3 separate regions of the Homo sapiens genome follow, and regions 2 and 3 are each linked to region 1. Evidence: read pairs that join two places in POLR2A ChIA-PET (ENCODE). Cell type or tissue: A673. All regions are shown on one strand. Links, peaks and the distances in the headings refer to the core of each region. The heading gives the core; the rest is flanking DNA. Region 1 has its middle 79 kb from the start of ZPLD1. Region 2 overlaps LOC105374016 (a long non-coding RNA gene). Region 3 has its middle 54 kb from the start of ZPLD1.

Evidence for each region. ChIA-PET counts read pairs that join two places held together with the same protein. Peaks named below come from ENCODE experiments on the same cell type or tissue, not always from the same donor. Only the 100,000 strongest peaks of a DNase experiment are listed, where the experiment ranks them.
Region 2: POLR2A ChIA-PET joins it to region 1 with 5 read pairs; 2 of 35 experiments call an interaction of 5 or more read pairs at or near these places.
Region 3: POLR2A ChIA-PET joins it to region 1 with 8 read pairs; 3 of 35 experiments call an interaction of 5 or more read pairs at or near these places.

What each region holds. Positions count from the first base shown.
Region 1 is chr3:102,510,342-102,518,216 of GRCh38, forward strand. No RefSeq gene overlaps it. Among named protein-coding and RNA genes, the nearest start is that of ZPLD1, 79 kb to the left of the region's middle. In A673, for the core only: no CTCF peak of the experiment used is centred there; DNase peaks (open chromatin) are centred at 2,220, 2,660 and 4,100; H3K4me3 peaks cover 2,138 bases; H3K27ac peaks cover 1,760 bases.
Region 2 is chr3:102,603,452-102,611,326 of GRCh38, forward strand. All of the region lies in intron 9 of LOC105374016 (a long non-coding RNA gene), which reads right to left. Among named protein-coding and RNA genes, the nearest start is that of ZPLD1, 170 kb to the left of the region's middle. In A673, for the core only: no CTCF peak of the experiment used is centred there; no DNase peak of the experiment used is centred there; H3K27me3 peaks cover 438 bases.
Region 3 is chr3:102,377,056-102,384,930 of GRCh38, forward strand. No RefSeq gene overlaps it. Among named protein-coding and RNA genes, the nearest start is that of ZPLD1, 54 kb to the right of the region's middle. In A673, for the core only: no CTCF peak of the experiment used is centred there; no DNase peak of the experiment used is centred there.

The DNA.
Region 1 (7,875 bases), core at 1,850-6,849:
ATTAATTGTCAGCTTGGTTTTTAAAAATTGCTGCATTCCAATACTTGATTCTGCTTAATTACCACCACAGCCATTTGGGGGTCTGGGCATAAATTTTATTTTAACAAAAAGCATCAGCCTTATTTGGGAATGACTTTTATTTCAAAACTGAATTCCTAATGCAAATGTCTGAAAGAAGCCTCTATAAAACCCAACGGCATGCACAGGAGTTATGTCTTCATAACGTAAACACAGCCTAAAATTGCAGTAAATATATAAACATAAGAATTTTAGAACAGTCATTTGTAAATGATCACATAATTTCTAATGCTTCATCCTTTTGTTTTCTAAAAGCTGAATTTAAATTCTGCTTAATCTGTTTTGGTGACGGTTGGGGGTGTTGTGTGACACCTACAGAAGAAGTATTTTCTTCAGTATTGCCATTATGAGTAACATCTTGGTATATAAAAAATGCCATGAGCAATGCTAATTTCAAAGGCTTCTGAGCCAACATCAACATTGCTGACACCATGGCATTATGTATACCAAACCTAATCACTCTAGTAATATGATGCCTCAGTAAATCTGTGAACATTAACATACAGTCCCATCAGCTTAGCACTGCCTCATGCTACAGTATATTCACACAGAAACACGCTGGTTCCGGAGCAGAACAGCTCATGCATAAATATGTACAATGTAGCTGTCTATTAGTCATAAACACTGCTAATATGATACTTTTTTCAATCTTACCTATCCCGAAGATTTTGTAAATGCCATTTCAAAAACAAAAGCATCCATTTTGAAAAAGATGATTTGCTTTCTTCACGACATGAGACATACACCCTGACTTTAGAAAATATTAGCAATTCAATTTTAAATGTATAAACAAATTAACAAAGTGGTAATTATTTCCTTTCTAGCATGATTACTTGCATGGAGGAGGAAATCCCTGTAAAACTCAAAGTTTCTTTGGAAACATGTATAAAATAAGATTTATTCATGAGTATTCAGAAACATGAAAACATTGGCACCAGGAGTCTTCCAACCGGTTTGGTAACAATAAAAGGCATGCAATATACACACCTAGAATTCTTGAAAATCTAAAATAATTCATCCTTGCTTTGTTCAAGTTGTCAATGGATGAGAAGACAGATATATACTAGCATAGAAATAGATAATCATAATAAAACAAAAAATGAATAAGCAACAATTGTGATGCTCACAAAGAATTTAACAGTGTTCTGATCTTTGGATCACAAGGCAACGCAAATAAAAATCAACTGAATACATGTTTTCCTCAAGGAGTCAACATTTCTTGTAGAATCTAACGGGATAGAGCCCACTAAATGTATTTTTTGGGACCAAGTCATCTTTGAAGGGATTTTCTGCTATGTTCTGAAGCTGATGTATTCCTGCTTTGACAAAGCTCTTTCTCATTCTGGACCTTTCAGTAGGGAAACTCTCCCCATTCTCAAATTCTAATTCCGCATTGCAACACAGGATGAGTTAAGAAATTTTTCCAACGCCAGACACAAGAAGTAGCAGCACTGAAGCAATTCTCCTGGCATAAAAGGCAAAGTGAATCTTTGATGCTTTTGGTAAAGTCCCTAGGTGATGGTATTTATAAAACATTTGAAGCATAAGAATTTCATGAATTTCTAGGGCACTTAATTGTGCTATAAACGGTGAAACTAGCATCAAATTATATTTAGGTTGCTGATTAGGCAACTTTGGTAATTAATTTCTGGAAAGAAAACACTTTACAATAAAGCAATCTATAACTAAGTAATGTTATATTTAGGCTAGTAATAGGAAACTTTCTTTTTCTTTCTTTCTTTTTTTTTTTTTTTTTTTTTTGAGACGGAGTCTGGCTCTGTTGCCGAGGCTGGAGTGCAATAATGGCACGATCTCGGCTCACTGCAAGCTCCGCCTCCTGGGTTGACGCCATTCTCCTGCCTCAGCCTCCCGAGTAGCTGGGACTACAGGAGCCCGCCACCAAGCCCGACTGATTTTTATATGTTTTTAGTAGAGACAGGGTTTCACCGTGTTAGCCAGGATGGTCTCGGTCTCCTGACCTGGTGATCCACCCGCCTCGGACTCCCAAAGTGCTGGGATTACAGGCTTGAGCCACCGCGCCTGGCCGTAATAGGGAACTTTCAAATGGGGAAGAAAGTGGGGAGGATTTTCTTATGTACCCAGGAAGTCCAATGCAGTCACAAACTGTGGCACAGTTCCAGTTTTACCAGCCAGAAGAACCCAGGAACAGATTAGAGAAGAAAGGAAGACATTTATAAAGATAGGCAACTGAAAGGATTGGCTCAAAGAACGCTTTAGCATGTTGATGTGGCAGTTTTTACAGTCATGGCAAATGATTAATTTCAGGTTCTGATAGTTTGTCATTTTAAAAACAAGCTCAGGGGCAGAATTTTCTTCAGAAAGACATGTATAATTTTCACTGACATTCTCTTGCAATAGGTTCCCTCTAGTTAGGAAATTTCTATGGAGTATAATCTAATTGTAGCGAGATAAAACTACCTTGTGATGTATCCATTAATATGCCAATGCATATTTGTGTTATTTGAAACTTAGAATTCAGTGACTCCTCAAGTTGAGTCCTTTTCTCTGAGGTCTTTACTGCCCTTCTTAGTGGTTGCATTAATGATGACTCATCCCCTTTAAGTGATTATGAGAATGGCAGAGAAAGCTAAGAGGCAAAATGTAAAGCTCTCTTGATTTCAACAGTATGCAAATAATTTCATATATAATGGACTCCCTATGTATTGTCCTTTGTTCCCTGTACTCCATGATTTGCTGCCCCATTTATTTTTTTTAAAGTAAAATAAAGTGAATAGTGAAAACTAAATGCAAGTAGGTCCTTACAAAATTAAGTTGCACAACGAAGAGAATAAAAATAAAAAAATTCCAGGCTTATGTTTACGTATTTGGTGAAATAATGTAACTAGAGCAGGGAATTCCTGCCCAATCAAGAAGATTTACGATTGTTTCATGAAACAGCTTTATAGATGGTTAGCATAGTTCAGACTAAAGCATTCACCTTTATCTTGCATGGACAATAAGTGCTAAATGATACAAGGTCCAAATTTGCTTTTTCACAATCCAAATTCACTGAAATATTTGATTACCAAAGCTCCACTTAATTGTGTGTTGGCGGGAAACAGAAGAGGAAGATGAAGCTTTTCAGAACAAAAATCCATCTGCCACCAATAATAGCCTTTGTGTTTAAAAAGCAGTCAGTGACAACATGACTTTTTCTCTATATACTAGGTTTGTATTTTTGCTTGTTGGGAAGAATGGCATTTAAAAAATTAACATATTATCAGAACATGATGCAACGAAATTAAATTATATGGACTTCATTAGGAGATAAGAGAAAAATATAATATGTTCAATGTAGGACCTCCCAACCTTGATCACATCCTATGTTTCAAATATAAATTAAAAGATTTTGGTGATATTTAGCTTTGTAGTAATAATGACTGGAAATGTTAACATCAATAACTTATTGCTGTATAAACCACATTTGAAAAAATATCTCTTTGAGACAATATTACTTTGGCTGTTAATTCAAATGAGCAGGAACAAATGAGGCATTTATGCAATAATTTTTTTCTTAAATCAAGCTAAATTTCATTAAGAAATGATTCCTCCAAAATGAGCTTTCTACAATTAAAAATAACTTAGACTAGAGATAATTTATTTGACAAAAATATATTCTATTTTCACTTATACATTATATGAAACAAAAATAAATTTGCTGTTAACGCTCCTTCACTCATAACAGAAGCAAATTACATCTAATTAATGGAAATATTTTTTTCTTCCAAGAAGTTTCAACCATCAAACAAGGGGGTAGAAAAGTGAAACCTAAATCTGTTTGATTAAAAGAAAAAAAAAGAATTTCCTCCCCATCTTATGATGCTCATCCCATATACATTTTTTTCCACTATAACTGCAATTTGGCTCTCAGTTGTTTTCAAGTCAATTAGAGAAACTTGACTACGTTACTTTAAATCAAATACAAGGACTGAGTGATTCAGTGGATTAAATCAAGGACAGGAAACTGGGTAATTGCAGTACTAATCTCAGCTTTGCCTAATTATCCATGACCTCTTGGCAGTGATATTGTCCCTTGTGGGTTTGTGAGGGGTGTTCCTCTACCTCCTATCTGTAGCTGTTGCTGCTTAGAAAACAATGAATATCCTTTTCCCAATTGGAATATCTGAATTTTATTAAATTATGTTGGCACCTTTGTTGTAATCACTTGATTTATATGTGTCAGCCTATTTTTAAACTCTGTATTCTTTTCCATTGGTCTGTATTCCTGCCTTTATGCTAATACCACAGTCTTCGTTATCATGTCTTTAAAATCCAATAAATCATCCAATTTTGTTCTTTCTCAAAATTATTTTGCCTATTCTAGGTTTTTATATTTCTAGATGAATTTTAGAATCAACTTGTCAATATCTGAAAAATAAAAAGCCTGTTGGGATTATGTTTGTGATTGTGTTGAATGTATAGATCAGTTTGGCGAGAATGGCCATCCTAATAATATTGAGCTGATTAATCCATGAACAAGTTGTATTTTATTTTATTTAGATCTTTACTTTCACCCTGCAATGTTGTGAAGTTTTTACAGTAGGGTTTACAAATATCTTTTATCAAATTGACCCCTAAATATTTTGTATTTTGGATGATGTTGTTTTTAAATTTCAAATTTCAGATATTTATTGCTGGTCTGTAGAATATAGTTGATTGTTTTATATTGGACTTTCATATTGTAAACTCTAAATTTATTTATTAACGTAGTACTTTTTCTGAGACGTTCAAAAAGGATTTTCCTCGTAGATAATCATACTGTCTGTGAATAGAAACTTTATTACTTCTTGGTTTTCAACATGCATACTTTATTTTTTCTTGCCTTGTTACATAGATAAGGCCTCCAATACAATGAAATGATGCTTTTGCCTTTGTTCCTAATCTGAAGAGAAAGGAGTTATTCTTCCACTATTAAGTTTTATGTTACTTGATGACCTTTTAGAAAATGTTCTTTATTAGATGAGAAAGTTTGTTTCTACTTTTTTTTTAATCAGCGGGTTTGGATTTAGTCTGATATGGTTGGGCTCTGTGGCCCCACCCAAATCTCACCTTAAATTGTGATTTTCATAATCCCCACGTGTCAAGGGTTGGACCAGGTGGAGGTAATTCAATCATGGGGGCAGTTCCCCCATGCTGTTCTCATGATGTGAGTGAGTTCTCACAAGATCTGATAAGGGCCTCTTTCCCCTTGGCTGGGCACTTCTCCCTATTGCCTTGGGAAGAAGATGCCTTGCTTCCCCTTTGCTTTCTGCCATGATTGTTAGTTTCGTGAGGCCTCCCCAGCCATGCTGAACCGTGAGTCAATTAAACCTCTTTACTTTATAAATTACCCAGTATCAGGCAGTACTTTAGAGCAGTGTGAAAATGGACTAATACAATTCAAATGCTTTTTCCGGATCTTTTGAAATTATCATATGATATATCCTCATTCTGTAAGTATGACAAATTATATTAATTAATTTTTAAGATGTAAAAACGAACTTTGCATTCTTTGTCATGGTGTATTATCCTTTATATTTATATTGCTGAAATTGATTTTCTACTACTTTTGAGAATTTTTGTGTCTTCGTTATGACACAAAAGTTTTCTTTTCTTATAATATCTCTTAAAGTTTTGGCATAAAGGTAATGCTGACTTCATAAAATGATGTGGGATTTTTCTCTGCCTGTCTTTTAAACAAAAATTTGGGTAAAATCAGTATTATTTTTTCCTTAAATTTCCTATTTAATCTAAGTTATCAAATGTACTATCATAAAATTGTTCATATTATCTTGTTATCCATTTAATATCTATAAGAGTGAAAGATATCTGTTTTTATTCTTGATGATTGATCATTTGTGGCTTTCTCCCTTAACACTGTGAGTTTATCAGTTTACTATTATTTGCCAAGAACAAACTTTTCACTTTTAAAATTTTCTATTATGTTTGCTTTTTGTTTATTTGAGTTCTATTCTTATCTTTGTTTCTTTCCTCTCATTTATGGATTTCATTTTTTTCTAGCATCTTAATATGAAATATTAGATCACTTTAAATCATTTTATCTAATAGAGGTATTTAAAACTATAATTTTTCTTCTAAATGCTGATATAGGTGCTATTTTTCATCATCCTTCAGTTTGAAGTTTTCTTTAATTTCCTTTGTAATTTCTGCTTTGGTTTATGGGTTATGTGAAGTGTATAATTTAAGTTCCAAGTAATTTGGAATCGTTTTCTATATATCTTATTGTTTTGATTAAGTATTTTATTTTAATGGTCAGGGAACATATTTGATGACTGAAGTCTCTTGAAATATATTCAGAAATATTTTACTGTCCAGCATATGAGTCTTCTTGGTGAGTGTGAGTAATTGCAGCTCTCCAAAATTCATATGCTGAAATGCTAACTCTTAGTGTGATGGTATTTGGAGGTGGGACCTTTGGGAGGTGATAATTAGGTCATGAGGACGGAGCCTCCACTAATGGAATTAGTGCCTTAAAAATAGTTCCCAGAGAGCGGGACGCGGTGGCTCACGCCTGTAATCCCAGCACTTTGGAAGGCAAAGGCGGGCGGATCACGAGGTCAGGAAATCGAGACCATCCTGGCTAACACGATGAAACCCCGTCTCTACTAAAAAAAATAGAAAAAATTTGCAGGGCGTGGTGGTGGGCGCCTGTAGTCCCAGCTACTCTGGAGACTGAGGCAGGAGAATGGCATGAACCCCGGAGGCGGAGCTTGCAGTGAGCCGAGATCGCGCCACTGTACTCCAGCCTGGGGGACAGATCGAGACTCCGTCTCAAAAAAAAAAAAAAAAGTTCCCAGAGAGCTCACTTGTCCCTTCTGCCATGTGAGGGGACAAAGAGAAGATGGTGCTCTATGAACTAACAAGTGGGCTGTTGCCAGACACAGAATTTGCTGGCACTTTGATCTTAGACTTCACAGCTTCCATTACTGCACGAAGTGAATTTCTGTTGCTCATAAGCCACAAAGTCTATGGTAATCTGCTATGGCAGTCCAAACAGACTAAGACAGTTGTATATTAAGGAATTTATGACAAAAAAGTAGTATTTTATATTTGCCTCTTTATCTACCATTTATAGTGCTATTCCTTTCTTCTTATTGATTTGCGTTTTTTCCTATCATTGTTTTCCTTCATTCTGGAGAATATACTTTTATATATATATTTTATATATATTATAATGTGAAATATATAAATATATTTTACGTGTATATTTTTATATAAAATATATTTTCCATAATATATTAATATTTTATTTTATATAATATAAAATATATTTTACATATAAATGTGAAATATATGGATATAAGTATATTTTATGTTTATATATTTATATTTATATTTATGTCACATATATATACTTTTTTTGTTTTTGTTTTTGAGACGGAGTTTTGCTCTTGTTACCCAGGCTGGAGTGCAATTGCACAATCTTGGCTCACTGCAACCTCTGCCTCCTGGATTCAAGCGATTCTCCTGCCTCAGCCTACTTACTGAGTACCTGGGATTACAGCCATGCGCTACCACGCCTGGCTAATTTTTTGTATTTAGTAGAGACGGCTTTCACCATGTTAGTCAGGCTGGTCTGGAACTCCTGACCTCAGGTGATCCACCTGCCTCGGCCTCCCAAAGTGCTGGGATTACAGGCATGAGCCACTACGCCCAGCCCTTTTATATTTCTTATTGTAAAGTCCTACTGATAATAGATTTAATTTATATTGAAATGTATTTATTCCATTATTGTTTCTGAAGGATATTTTCACTGGACACAGAATTTTGAATTGA
Region 2 (7,875 bases), core at 902-5,901, 92 kb after region 1:
CAATTGTTGAAGCCCAATGAGAGCTGGTCTACCATCAGCAGGAGCAGCAGTCCTGGAGATGTACAGCTACTAACAGAGAGGTGATGCCTAGGCCCTTGATCACTTGCTGGTCCCTTCTCACAGGCCTACTTAACTGGAAGCCGACTAACAAATAAGTCTGAGAGATGCAATGCATAGGGTCAGTCTCTTGGGGCAAAGAGTAGGAAAAGAATAGAAAACAATGGATAAGAACTGGCAAATGGAGAATAATCAGCATAGTTCCCAAACAAAACATAGGTTTCTCTTTTATCCATAAAAAGCAAGCCATTTCCTATAACATATTTTGACAAATAATCCTGAAGTGAAATGCTTAATAAAGAGATTCCACCAGCTGAGATTCCTAGGTCTCAAGAGAGAAAAACACCATGTACTCATTTTATTTTTGTTCCTTTTCTTGAATAAGCCCTTGGTAATTAAATGTGGAAAGAAAAAAATATTTCTAATTGCTAATCATATGTTGTAAGCACCAGTTCATTTTACTTGTTGGGCAGTCGCCATATAAAGAATGCTGTGTTTGAGAACACGGCAGTTAGAGATACTAGAGGAGCCACCAGGAGAATAACTAAAAAATAAAAACTATTATTGAATGTTCAATGTGGTGTGTGTGGCTTTTGCAGTACAACACCCATTAAATGATAGTCATGTGGTTAAACCTTATACATATTTTTTCTAAATTTACCCCCTAAGGGGCAAATTACCAGCACAGTTCTGAATAACATTATTGTGGCTATTAGTCTTTGTGTGCATAATTCCCCATCCGCGATGTTTACAATTTTCTCCTTAGTGTTTCTTTGAAAAGTGGCACAATTACAATATTTTCATTATGCTATGGCTTACATAGATAATTAAACAAATAAATATGATCTTACACAATTTATTTTAAATGTTCCTAATCTTTACAAAACTCCCTCATCCTTGGAAGAATGAAGCCATCCAGGATAATTGCAATTTTTACTTTCTGTAAAAAAGGCATCACCTAGAAGATTAACAGAGCTCATCAACTTAAGACATAGCTGCTTATTCTCTTCCAGGGGCATTATCAGAAATTAAACTATTGCAAAGTAATAATAACTTCACAGCTTTGTCATAGGAGTGGTAAGAACAATATATTTTCACATTGGAGAAATTAAAAATGTATTTCTCACAACTTAGTGACTTTATCATTGAGGTAATAATTCAGTTAATTTTAAGTGTTTAGTACATTACTAGGATGAGCTAAAATCTCAACACTTTAGGTGTTTTAACATACACTATTTTTTGAGGTGCTACATCTAGTAAAAGCTGGAACTTAGCTAATATAAGCAAACTTCCAAAAACATCTTGATTTTATTTTCACAGTAATAGAATTTTAGAGCAATCTTGAAGAATATCTTTATTTTACCAATAAAGAAATTGAATCTCAGAAATATTAAAGGGCTTTCCAAGGTCTCACAGCTGGTTTATAGGCAGAGGCAGAATTATAACAGGCAGTCTTCTAACTACCACCACTGTATCATTTCTGCTATTCAGCTTGCTTCTTCCAAAGGTCTTTATACTTTCTCTTTCATTAGTCATTTTTGAGCCTCTACTCTATGCCAAGTACTACTTGAGGTGTTGGGGACAGACAGGTGAGTAAGACATGGTCCCAACCCATACAGAAGCTCACAATTTAGTGAGGGAGTTACGTAGATGGATGCTTGCTGTTTATTAATCATTGTAATTCATGTTTTGAGAACACAGAGGAGGGAATGTTTAGCTCTTTCTCTACCTTTGGATTGATTTCTTGTCCTCAACAAATACAGTCACTGGGACTTCAAATACCAACTCCCTGACCTTAGCAGGTGTGGTTACTGGTTTCTTACACACCATTTCTGCTGGACTTCTGTGTTTGCCTGCCATCTCACCCATCCTGTTTTCCACCCTACTGACTCATGCAGCAGTTGCTGCTTAAGTGCTGCTCTGCTTGATTTGAAAGTTCTAAATCTTCTGCATCTCCAGAAGTGGAAGCTGCTCTCCTGAAGAAGTGAGAATACTCTACTCACAGAAGTTACTGCTTCTTCATTATGCTTCCTAAAGGATTGCTTTGTTCTTTGTGTTTCCCCCTTTCCCCTAACCTCTAGCCCTACCCAACTCCAACCTGCAGAGTGGACTTTCAACAATACCACCTGAGTGTTACACCTTACTGACTCAATGTGCATGACCAATGACATGCATAAGCGTGGTATAGTCTCATGAGTGTACCAAAGATTATGTACCCCAAACACACAAGATATAACTTTTCTTTACATTTTCATATGAAAACCCATCAGAGGAAAAGAGAATGAAAGTGTTATAAAAGAAATAAATGCCTCATGCCTATTTGAATAAGGTTATGTTATGCAGTCAATGATGAACAAAACCACTGTGCTGAAGTCTGCTTTCTCAATAACAATATCTGGGATCCAGGATCAAGGTCAAGGAACCTGAATGCTCTCCTCCTCAGTAAGATTTTCTTCCTCTCAGGGATATCCCACCTGCCTCCCATCCAATAGTAGCTTCCAGAGTAACTTCATTTCTTTCTGTCCTTCATACACTCGTTGTCCTAGAGCTGATATTTGGAGGCTGAATCATCTTCCCCACTTCTCCAGGAAACCCCTCATACCCCTATCCACTAGGGATCACAAGGTGGGGACGTAGAGTAAACTAGTCACAGCATATTGGCCACAAAAAAATAACTTTTTTCTGCAGCATATGGCTAGAGCATTAGAGTAGATCCTACCTTTTCTTCTACCACAACAGGCAGCTTTTGTCTTTGAACAAGTATCCTTTTAACTGTCTTCCCCACAAGGTGGGTATGTAGTCCAAATAAAACTTGAATTGCCCACTGTTAACCAGCTGGGTACTTGCTGATTAACTTCAAATGTGATTGACATTTGTCCTAGAAATTAGTACTGATGCCTCTGGAAAACTTTAAATTTGGCTTCTTTCATTTAACCATGGTTATGTGTGCCTTTCTGTAGTGATATCTACTGATGGCCATTGAAAAAGCTATCATGTGAATTTCTGTCTTATTCATTAGATGTATATGAAAAAGATGTATGCATTTTTGGCACAAAGGTAGAATTTTTAAATTTAAGCATCGTATATAATTATAAAATGTTGTGAAAGATACATTTTAGAAAACATTATAAATAATGTTAGTACTAATACTAATTTTGAGCCTAAGGGAGATGTTATGCATTTGAAATGGCAGGCACTGGGGCTTACCTGAGGAAGTTCCTGTCTCTTACTACTTAGCTATGTGTGTTAGAAACTCCAAGAGCTGGCATGCCAGTTCAGTGATGGGCAGGCTAGTTTTCTTCTCACTGAGGACTGGAAGTAAATAGATGATCCATGGCTTCTCATATCACAAAGCCCTTTTCCAAAGAGGATGAGTGGTTTAGAAGACCTATCTGTGCCCTGATGTCATTAATGCCACCTATAACCTCCACAAGCATGCTGCTATTTAAACAGGACTATTTGCTTGCTCAAGGGAGAAAGCAGAGGTTTTTCTGGACATGTGTAAACTTTCTATGAAGATAATATGATTTACATGTGCATACAAATGGATAAAACAGCCTGTTGTTTAGCCATACTTCAACTGTTTTCTCATTTTCCCTTAAATAACATTCTGTAATCATTTTTCTTCACTTCTGTGGCCTGGCACCTTTGGTTTACTTTAACTATCTCTACTTTTTGACCGAAGTCCCCTTTGATGGTTAAATGCAAAATCAATGTTTGATGATAGATACTTTGTGTTCATTTAATATGTGAATTATATTCCTCTTTGCCTTCTTACTAGATGAGCTATTTGCCATCCGGAGCTTCTTCATTTCCTGTTTCATCCACCAATATTCTCATTTTTTTCTTTATTGGTTTCTTACCTTCCTGACAGTAGAAAAATTTTGTGAAGTTGCATTTAGCATTGCTTTGTATTTTTAATGTCTCTCTCAGCCATTAGCTTGCATTTTGGTTGTTTTTCTAAAATATATATCTTCATTTAAAAGTTTTGTAAAATTTAAGAGAGTTTCAAACTCATTCCCTTTTTGATTTCATGGTTCCCCTTTATTTTCCTTCCATAAGCAGTTTTACTATATAGATTAGAAATTTCAAATGCATCGCAATTACATAATTACTTCTTTTGGAATCTGAATTTTCTCCATTTTAAATTTTTGTCTGAAGGCAGGGTAGGAAAAGATATATGCTTGACTTTCAAAAATAGCGAATTCACAAGTTATATTTAAGCAGCATTATGCAGAGGTGAGAAGACTGGATGTCCAGAGACCTGGTCTCAAGTCATGGTTTTGCTGCTATGAAATTTTGTGTCTTTGGGAAAATTATTTACACTGTTTGAGTCTGTCTCTTTTTCTTAGTGAATGAGATTTGGTTCTTTTCAGCTTTATGATTCTAAATGGAAAAAGCCTTTTGATTTTGCTATATTCTATTAATTGAGAACAAGACAGATGAGAGAGTAAAGGAAGAATTTTGTTGGATACAAATTAAATTGCATCATTTAAATGCTTTGAATGAGATGCCGTGTCACTGAGGGCTGTATTTGGAATGAAGAGATACAATAAGCTTCCGTGAGTTCTAGTTCTTTTCTCTTTTGCTTTATTCTCTACAATTCAAATGTGAATGAAAATCCATATTATTAGAGAAGATCAGTAAAAAAAATTAGCACAAACCATTTGCCGTGTATTGGGAATCAGGAGTAACTAAATAATGGTGTATTTCTCCCATTAAAATTGTCTCCATAACCTTTGCCAGAAATAGCATTTGAGACTAGAAGAGAATTAATGTTCAGTAATTGTTGAATCCTTATTTAAATGTGACTTTCAAATATCTTTCCCAAGAGGAGCACTTAAAAAGATCAATCAAAGCAATAGTGCTAATAATCTGCCATGGGACCTGGGCAGCAGGTTAAGAGACTCACCTCCTATTAATTAGGTGAAGGATTCACAAAATGTGAGGAGTGTACCTGAGCCCAGTATTCATATTCAGAAGCGTGATCTATCCACGAGTGAAATGATATTGGAATTATCAAACATTTAGCCAAATGGAGGAGAAAAAAAAATTACCGTGGCCATAGATTTGAAGTTAATGTAATTGTTTTCTCTTTAATTGGTTAAAAAAAAGTTATATACAACAAAATCATTTTGTCATTCACTAAAAAGCAGAGTGTCTCTGTGTGTGTATGAGTATGTGTATGTCTTTGAAAAGGTAATCCAGGTGTGTTAGGGAACAGTTTCTGGGAGAATACTCAGTCTTAGCAGCAGTTCCTTTTCTAGCTTCGTGCCACCACTTCACTTTTGTCTACAGCACCCATGAATCATCAATCAAATCTTCCATCAGTACCTTGTCTGAGTAGTCCTCCAAGCACTTCAGGGAGTTGCTTAGGGGTATTTAAGACTATAGCGTTGATGTTTGATTCAGTCACTTGGGACATGAGTTTGAAGGAACAGAATGAGAGGTTTAGCAAGGAAAACAGTGGAAAATAGCAGGACTTTTTTTCTCTGGCACTAAGGAAGTCAGGCCATATCTTTTCAGAATCAAAATATTTCCAGAGGCATGATAATCTTTAGCAGTGAGGTGGAACAGCATGATGTAATCACTATACACACACACGTAGAATCCTTTTGTTTTGACTAATCCATTATTGACAGAGGCATAAAAGAATAAATTCTGACTTTGCAGAAACTTTTATTTATCAGCTCTGGAAAATACATAGGATAGAGTCAAAGGCTAAATTTAACAACATTATTTTGAAAATTATTTATAAATATGTCATCTAAAAACTTTTGTCATTAAAGAGACAATGTGCAGCAAAGTCTGAATGAATAAAATAACCTCAATTGCATCTCTTCTCCACCCTAAGAATTGTGTTCCTTTGCGGGGAGCCTCCACTTTCCTTCTCTAAATTCCCCAGGTACTGTTTCATCTCCAGTTCCCTTAGACTTTTGAAGAACACAAAAGGCCTTTATTTTAGCAGGAAGGAGTGAAGAAATCTGTTAAGGTGAATCAGGTCTTTTTGTTTTGTTTTGTTTTGTTTTGTTTTGTTTGAGACTGAGTCTCGCTCTGTCACCAGCCTGGAGTGCAATGGCATGATCTCGGCTCACCGCAACCTCAGCCTCCCAGGTTCAAGCGATTCTCCTGCCTCAGCCTCCCAAGTAGCTGGAATTAGAGGCATGCACCACCATGCCTGACTAATTTTGTATTTTTAGTAGAGATGGGGTTTCAGGTCTTTTTAATGTTGTGAAGAGATCAGATCAGTGTGAAACTAGAAGATAAGAATAATGCAAGTGACACCTGCAACCACAACAAATGACCTCAATTGTCTAACAAGGCAGTGTGGCCATGATGATGGAGGTGCTTCTGATTAAGAAGTCAGCGGGTCTGCAGAAGTGGTTTCCTATGTCAATTTAAACTAGCTCTTGTTCATGCAAAATCAATTCACACTTCTCCTGAAGAACCAGCTTTTGTGGTAGGCTGTGATCTTAATTAGGAATCACAAAGCCCCTTCTGTTCTTTGTCAAATATGCTTAAAATAGGATTGCCTGAGCTTCAGGGATTTTAGAGTTATTACGATGGCTGGGGTCCACCTTATTTCTTTTATTTTCCTACAGTCAGATTTTTGCCTGCTAATATTTTTAGACTGACAAAGAATCCTTGACTAAACTGGAGTCAGTCTTCTCCAAGTTCTCTTTCTGATTAGGCTCTATACTTGGTCTTTGTCTTTGGTGTGTTTAGTCCAGTTTTTGCATGAATCCTGTTGAATCAGTTCAATGAAAAAATCTCCCAGCCTCAATATCTGATCAAATTTCTTATCCCTCACTCTCAATATCACCCTGGCCTACCTTGAGCTGGAATCTCCCTAGCCTTATATTACCTCATACTAATTTTTCACCAACTGATCCCCACCTGTCCTTGTTGTATTTAAAGTTGAGCTTGATCTCTCTCCTATTAACAAAGGCACCACTGCAGTCGTCCTCTTCTTGGATAAAGTTTTCTTTACCATCTTTAACAAGTGTCTGAAGGATTTTTCTTTAATGAAACCAAGGCAGAAATAAAGTTGAGTATGTACAAGAGGTTCATACCCTTGCCTTTACAAGATAAGGAGTCTTACCCTTGACCTCATGAAACACTGAAATTCTTTTATGTGTCAGGCCAACACTAGAGACTAGGAATCTAAGATGAGCAGTTCTTATATCCATAAAATATGCCTATACATAAAAGATGACAATGTTGAATTTTACCTGAGCCATGTACTTCTGGAAAACAGTGAAGGTTAAAGAAATCAGAAATCCCCTGCAGAGGGGAAAGATTTTCTTTCTCCACCTATCACAAGGTTCACGGCTGAAATCTCTATTAACTAAAGACAGATTAACAAGAGAAACACATACACATTTATTTAATATAAGTTTTACATGACACAAGAGCCTTCAGAAATGAAGACTCCATGAAATGGGAATCTGTGTATTTTTATGCTAAGTTTGATAATGGGTGGTCAGTCATGCAGAACTGTAATTGAACAGAGAGGGTATGATCTAATGGTAATAAACTGGGGGGTATCTTAGTCAATTTTCTGCTGCTAAAGCAGAATACCACAGACTAATTTATTTAAAAAAAATAAGTTTTATTTGGCTTATAGTTCTGGAGGATGGGAAGTCAAAGAGCATGCTACCAACATCTGGTGAGGGCTTTTTATATCATGGTAGAAGCAAATAAGCATGTGAGACAAAGAAAAGAAATATAAACAAATTCATCCTTTTTACTAGGCATTAACTCAAATGATAACTAATTCACTCCTGAGATAACAGCATTAATCTGTTCATAGGGGCA
Region 3 (7,875 bases), core at 1,785-6,784, 130 kb before region 1:
GGAGGTCATTATATTAAGTGAAATAAGCCAAGCACAGAAAGACAATGATTGCATGTTCTCACTCACAGGTGGGAGCTAAATAAGTGCATGTCATGGAAGTGAGGATTAGAATGGTGGTTATCACAGGAAGGGCAGGGAAAGGGGGAGGAGAGGATGAAGAGAGCTTGGTTTATGGATACAAAAATATAGTCAGATAGAAGGAATAAGTTCTAGTATTTAATCGTATGGGGGAGAATTCTAATTAACAATATATTGTTTATTATTATATGTTTCAAAATAGCTAGAAGAATTGCAATGTTCCCAACACAAAGATAAATGTTTGAGATAATGGATACCTTAATTACCCCAATTTGATTATTACACATTGTGTACATATATCAATATAGTCCATGTACCCCACAAATATGTACAAATATTACATATCAATATAAATATTAAAAGTAAGCCATTAATAAAATTAATAAAATAAGCCATTAATAAAATATTTTGCAGGTGAGGAAATTGAAACTTAGAGAGATTGAAGATCTTGAACGGATCCCCCAGATCTTTTCAGGGGTGCTGGACATTGACTCCTACGATTTTCACATCATGTGGACCTTGAACATTCTAAACACAGAGCCAAGAAGGAAGTGTTGCTGATAGCTCATTAACATTTAGGACACCTACACAACACCAGTTCATGTTAGAAATATGCAAACAGGATCCAATCCTGGTTAAGTATTCAATGGAAGTGATTTATCAATCAATACGAGTATCAAATAGGTAAAATGACAGCATATGAAGCTACATAAAGGTATGAGGAAGAATATCCAATAACACAGCACTAAATCTCATAAAATTTCACTCCAGATCAAAGCATCAGCCCACAAACATTACAGTTCACATGGGGCTGCTGTGTCAAAAGCAGCAGCAATTATGCACCTACCAGACATTGGAAGAAAACCCAGCGGGGAGCACAAAAAATGGGTCTATTTGCTAAATCACAATTCACCCCAACCCAGGGGAGTCTAAGATAAAACCCACTAAATGGAGGAAACACAATAACATTGAATGTCTTCACCATTATCAAGGCCATTAAAGGGATGTGAAAAGCACAACAGCAAACCACATTCATTAATAGTAAACTAGCCTTCGAGAAGGCCATAAGAACTCAGTCTCATAAGTAACTAGATGTACCTTAATTTAATTTAATTGGAAGGAGAAGTAGAAAGTATAAAACATTAATCACCATCTCAGGAATGATTTATTTTGCACGTATGCCTGCAGGGACAAGGAAAACTGTTTACTTTTGGTAGTCTTCCAATGCTTGCTTCCTTCCGTCTTGATCATCAAGAGGCTGCATTCATACATCTTCTGTATGTCAATAGTCGACAGGTCCTGACATGGCCATCCTCTGCTTTTGTTTTTGTTTGTGCAGCCAGAATCCACTAACATTCATGGGCAAATGGTGGTGAGTCTGGGATTTGCGATAATGCTATTATGCATCAGATCTCTGGGCCAAAAAAACTGATCTACAGACTGTACCAGATGCTCATGCTATTATTCCCTGCCCCCATTATATAGGAATGGGCGGGCCCCTTTCTAAGAAAACGTGCCTTTCATCAGAAATCTGGCATTCTGAATTTCCTGACTGACACAGGTCAGTACATATATTGTGTTCCAGGAGTTGAGGAAATCATTTTACCTTTAAGAGTGATTCAGTTGTTGATCTAAGATATTGAGAAAATATAACTTCCACAGTCAGCTTTTTAACCTACTTAGGTCGATTTGTGTCAAGGTTTTTGAAAGTAAACAAAAACTTTCAAACATAAAACTAAATCGAGCTATCCAGGAAATAACAACAATTTCATCCATACACAGACCACCATGTATACACCATACACTAGTAAAATACAGCATAGCAAACCTGAAGTCCTGGGGGAATGCAGAGATGAGCTTAGATGTAGTGGAATGGCACTGATTTAACCTGTTTAAAAAAAAATCAGAAAATACCCCAAAATAAAACTTAATCATAGAAAATAATTTATGAAGAACTGGTATTAGGTAATTGCTTGCTACTCAATTTTCAAAATGACCAACTCCAAAATACAATTTTTTGCTTCAGCCTTGCTGAAACTCATGTTTTGGGTGGAAGTATGCAAATTACATGTATTCCACAATGCACATTTTTAATTGTATACAAATAAAAATCTTTCCTCTTACAGCTTTTGAGGAGATTATAAACATATTGTAACTACCCTATTATTGCTCAAGATGCTGTTACAACTCTCATGAGATATAACCTTTAGAGAATTTCCTCCTGAAAAACTTCAGCAGAGGTTATTTTCATTTTGTTGGGTTTGATGCTTTGGAAGAGGACAGAAGGAATTCTGAACCAAACCTGATATTAAATTGAGGATCAGGATAGATGGGACCATATAATTTATACTGATAGATCTGGTGTTTTGTACAGTTTGTAAAGTAGCTCTGAAAAAAATTTCCAGAATGAATTCTAATCAAGTTTTGAGTAACAGCAACCTTCATTGGAATGAGTTGTTAGTTCTCAGATATATGAATTCATTTTTGAAGAACAGCACTCACTGAGAACCATTTTTCAGTATGTTTGCTAAAAACTCACTTACCTAAAAATTATTCAGTGTAGCAGGAAACCAAAAGTTAGACATTGAGCTGAGGCTGTCTGATACGAACTTTCAAACTTTCCCTAATCTAGAACTAGTGATGTTTTGCTCAGGGATGAAATCTGTTTCCTGAATTAATTCATATTACCCTGGAGCTATGTGTTAGAAAGCAACAACATCTTTTGTGCTTATAGTTAGTAAACTTCAACTCAAATTAAAAGTAGTATCAGTGTGCCAAAAATCATTGCAGGATGCAATGATTGCTCATGAGAGTAAACCTAATCTTTTATTAAAATGATACTGAGCACTTTTTACTTCCCAGGAAAGGAAGTCAGGTTTATTCTCTGTTGAAAATAAGAAAAATATTGCTGCTTCCAAACTACAGGTAGGATTAAACACTTTAACAACACATCTAAAAAATGTTTACCCATTAAAAAATTCTAAAGTGCTTTTTAGAGTAGCAGAACTAGAATACCCTAAAAAGCACAAATTGAGAGTTAACAACAGTGTCAAAGTAAGACACACAACCAGTATTTCTCTGGATAAGCTAATGCCCATTTTGCCAAAAATCTAAAAATTCTCACTTTCTTCACCCAAATGTATTCAATTTCCTAACAAGGATGTTTCATATAGCCTTTGTAAATTAGTGCTCTTGATCATCCTGTGGTACCTGTTATTGGTGTCCTGTCCAGCTCTGGCTTCTTGTGGGAAAGCTTCTATGCGTGCTAGAAGCAAAAGTGGCAGCTGGACCAGTCAAGTCTGTGGAGTGCCTGGCTACTGTCCCTAGTGCTCGCTCAAGTCTCACAGGGATTGCTGACATTGCCATTGCTGACACCTTAAACTTCTTAAGGAGATTCTGTTGGGAGGAAGAAAACTTACTTTGCATTCTTTCTTTGGTAATGCCCCATTCTAGGCCTGGAGCAAGAGCACAAGGACTAGGCTGAACATCAATTTGAGTGACATTTTCAATGCTCAGCCTCACCTTGCCATCCTCATCCTGGATTCATAGCTTTGATCTTTTACTGATGAGTTACTTCTTCTCCCTGAAAGGACTTCTCAACGCCCTGGACAAATGTCCTCAATCTGAACCTTGGCTGTTCTGTACCACCAGTAATCTGGAGCAGACATGCCTAATCCTGGACAAAACAACCTGACCCTTGATATAGTGGTTTCCATTAATAAGCTAGCTCTTTACTTACCATGGCTTTGTAACATCAACATTGTCACTACCTATGAAGATTTTTACTTTAACCACTTAAGGCTACAAGTCAGATAAATTGTAACAAAAATTTTATTATAATAGCAAATGCTAACGTTTGTTTTCCTATTGTAGGCCCTACATGGTTCTACATTGCATTTTACATTGATTAACTCATTTAATCTTTGCAATAATTTTTTAACATGGGTACCATTATTTCCCTCATTTTACTAACGAAGACACGGGCACACGGAAATTAAATAATGAGTTCAAGCTCACACTAACTAGATTCAGAGCCTCAGCGTCTGATGACTAGCAAGAAAGGGGAAAGAAGAGGAGTGAAGTTTGCCTTCATTTTATTTTGTTCTCTAGTGTTACTTTCAAAAGCAGATAAGTAGAATTAAAAAATATTTCTCTCTCATTCAAATGATAATGCTAACCAGCACAAAGGTCATGCCTGTTTACTCTCTCCATGGTATCTGAGACACCTAGTCTACCTCTAGTACAAAACACACACTCTATAAATATTTGTGAGATGAATGAATGATGTAAAAACTTTTAGTTGCTTTTTCTTATGTGACCTTCATTCTTTTTTTTATTTGTCTTGTTCTTGTCAACTCGTGTGAGCTTATTTTAATTTACTGTAAAGAACTGAAAAGTATCTGGATTAGAGTAATTTAATAATCCTTGTCAATAACTCACACAGCCTTCTGTGGCTGTCATTGCCAACAGCGGATTGGGGTTGGTTGGGTAATGAATCAATTAAGAGGGTATTTTCCTTATGGGATATCATCAACCAGACTCCTCTAAGGTGTGTAATTAGGGGCACATTGAAATGTGGAATCCATATCTAGCTGGATGAGTCATAATTTTCACTGCTTCTGTAAGGTTCTTTACTGTATACTATTTTTTAAATTATTTCTTGCAGTGAGAATAATTTCAAAAAATAATCTCTTGTATGTTGTCAAAGCTGACAACACTGATGGAACTATGTGAGTTACATGAAATATGCTCATAGGGTGAGTTGCAAAGCTACTTAATGAGTAGTACATATGAAAGTCATGCTAGTCTGTGACTCCTCAACCAAACCATGGCCATGTGGTACAAACTGTATTTTAGTTCTGATCTCGGTATTTGGTTGATTATTAATCCTATAACTCAATCCTAAACTAATTAATCATAAAACTTGATTTGATTATTAATCCTATAACTTGTTAAATGTTTATACATTTTGGCCATCTTCAACTTCTTGGTTCTGAGACATCATGCTAACCACGTTCATTAAAAGAATAATGAAATGGCTTCATTTTACACAGTTCTTACTTTTAAACACTTTGATACCACTTAAAATTTAAAGACAAATGTTAAGATGAATATGTTAAAACTTTAAGACAGTACTTATAATTATTCTTGGGATTTGACCTTGATAATTCACTTATGCTTACTGTGCCCTCTTCTCCACTTGCAAATGAAGTGACAGTCTCGATCCACTTTCCAGAGGAGTCAACAAAAATGATTAATTGAGGCCAGGTGCAGTGGCTCATGCCTGTAATCTCAGCACTTTGGGAGGCCGAGGAGGGCGGATCACCTGAGGTCAGGAGTTAGAGACTAGCCTGGCCAACATGGTGAAACCCCATCTCTACTAAAAATACAAAAAAAAAAAAAAAAAAAAAAAAGAAAATCAGCCGAGTGTGGCGGCACACGCCTGTAATCCCAGCTACTCAGGAGGCTGAATCAGGAGAATTATTTGAACCCGGGAGGCAGATCTTGCAGTGAGCCAAGAATAAGCCATTGCACTCCAGCCTGGATGACAAGAGTGAAACTATGTCTCAAAAAAAAAAAAAGATTAATTGAGCCTTATAGAGTACCTTAAAATATATAATTGCTTTGGATATAGGCAAAGCAAATAACAAATTCTAAAGACATGTTTAAGCATAACTGGATGAAAAACTCAGGATGCAAATAGGGACCTGCTAATGCTGAACAAGGCAGAACATATTTTTGTGTCAGTTTTACTATTTTAAGTAAAGACTATTTAATTATAAAAATCAATTTAATCAGCAATAGAGTGATTTTACTTTAGTGTCTAATTGTAGGGGTGCTCCATAGCACAATTATAACCTCCTGTTGTGCTCAGCTCAGGACCAACTGTAATAAAATGTGACGATAGAGCAGTTCCCTTGATTAAAGCACTTTAATAAATAAATGATAGCTAGATGAATTTACCAGCTAGGAGGGAAAAGGAGCAGATGAAACTGTAAATCCTATAAGAACAGCTTTATTATTCAAAAAAATTTTATGGATTATTTAAATTGTGCTCTCTAATTACAATGGCTGATAATGTTTCATTTTGTTTAATAGCATTTGTTTTGATTGTATCATTATCACAATTAACAAGTTGCTCCAATATCTACCTTACAGTATCTTCCCAGTAATGTGAAGGATAATTGGATCTATGTGAATGTGCTTTTCTTTTCTGTCCCTAGGAGGAGATCATAATAGTCAGAAATCTGGAGAAGTTCCACTTGTAGAAAATTTATATTTCATAAGTACCTTACCCCACTCAAAACATTTAAGATTTATCTATTAACAGTTTAATATTACACGTCCACCCATTCTAATTGCTCCCTCACAAATTTTAATGATTACACTTTTCTTTGGCAGTATAGCAGTAGAGATAAATTTTCAATTTTTTCTTCTTTTTTGGTAAATCCACTGCAGTGTAGAGATAATTTTAAAAGATTTCAGTCTTCTCACATACAAGAATGTTGGGGAAACCTCTGAGCTGACCTGGGATCCCAGTCTTCCAGCTCTGGTTTCAGAGGTTATAAATGGGGACAGCCCTCACTTTCTCTCTTGCTTTGGATGGTCCCTTGGAGCTGATATTTATTTGTGCAACTTTCCTTGGTTGATTTCAGGGTGAAAAAAAAAGTCACTGTAACAGGAGTCAAGAAGGGGCTTAGAACCTAGTCATGTGAATATTTTCAAGTTTTTCTTGCCTTGTGTTTTTTCATCAAATGAGGGTAGGTGTGTGCATGTGTGTGTGTGCGTGTGTGTGTGTGTATGTGTGTACTGTAATTATATTATAATCACGACCAAGTAAAACATCCTTCACCAGCTTTCATAGAGTAACTGCAGTTCCTGTAGAAGGGAAAACGGTGTTGTGCTATAGTAAAAAGGATATGGGCTTGGTATTGAGAACATTTGAGTTAAAATTCCAGCTGTGGATTCACAGATAATTAACTTTTATTTGCTTTGCAAATTCACTAAACCTATCTGAATTTGTTTTCTCATCTGTAAAATGGGAATAATACAAACCTCAGAGGGTTGTTGTAAATATTAAGTATATAAAGTATATGGAATATTATATGCTTGTAATAAGTTGTGTTCTCTTCTGCTTCTTTGTATTCCATTGTGGTGGCTTACCACAAACACAGGAATATGAAAAAAAATAACATTGCAGCAGAACTATCAAAATAAGAATAATACAAAGGAAGATAAAACAATTAGGCTAAAGAAATGCCTAATCTTTTTTACTGTGACTAATTGTAGTACTTAGCTATCAGGTTCTTAATGGACAAGGGGACAAGAGAAACACACTAGGTTATATTATTGCCACTAGCTGAGAAAAAAAAAGACAGATTTTTTTTTTCTGGACCAACATATTTAAAATTCAGTATTAAGTACTTTTACTTTTATTCTGTATCTCAGATTTCATTAAGTTTTTACTTAAAAGTTGAAGATGGATATTCCTGTGATACAAATATGGCCACCTCTTTTTTTTTTTTTTTTTCCGAGATAGAGTCTCGCTCTGTCACCCAGGCTGGAGTGCGGTGAGTGGCTCGATCTCAGCTCACTGCAACCTCCGCCTCCTGGTTTCAAGCGATTCTTGTGCCTCAGCCTCCTGAGTAGTTTGGACTACCGGCGTGTACCACCAGGCCTGGCTATTTTTTTTTTTTTTTTTTACATTTTTAGTAGAGACGGGGTTTTGCCATGTTGTCCAGGCTGGTCTCAAACTCCTGAGCTCAGGCAATCTGCTCGCCTCAGCCTCCCAAAGTG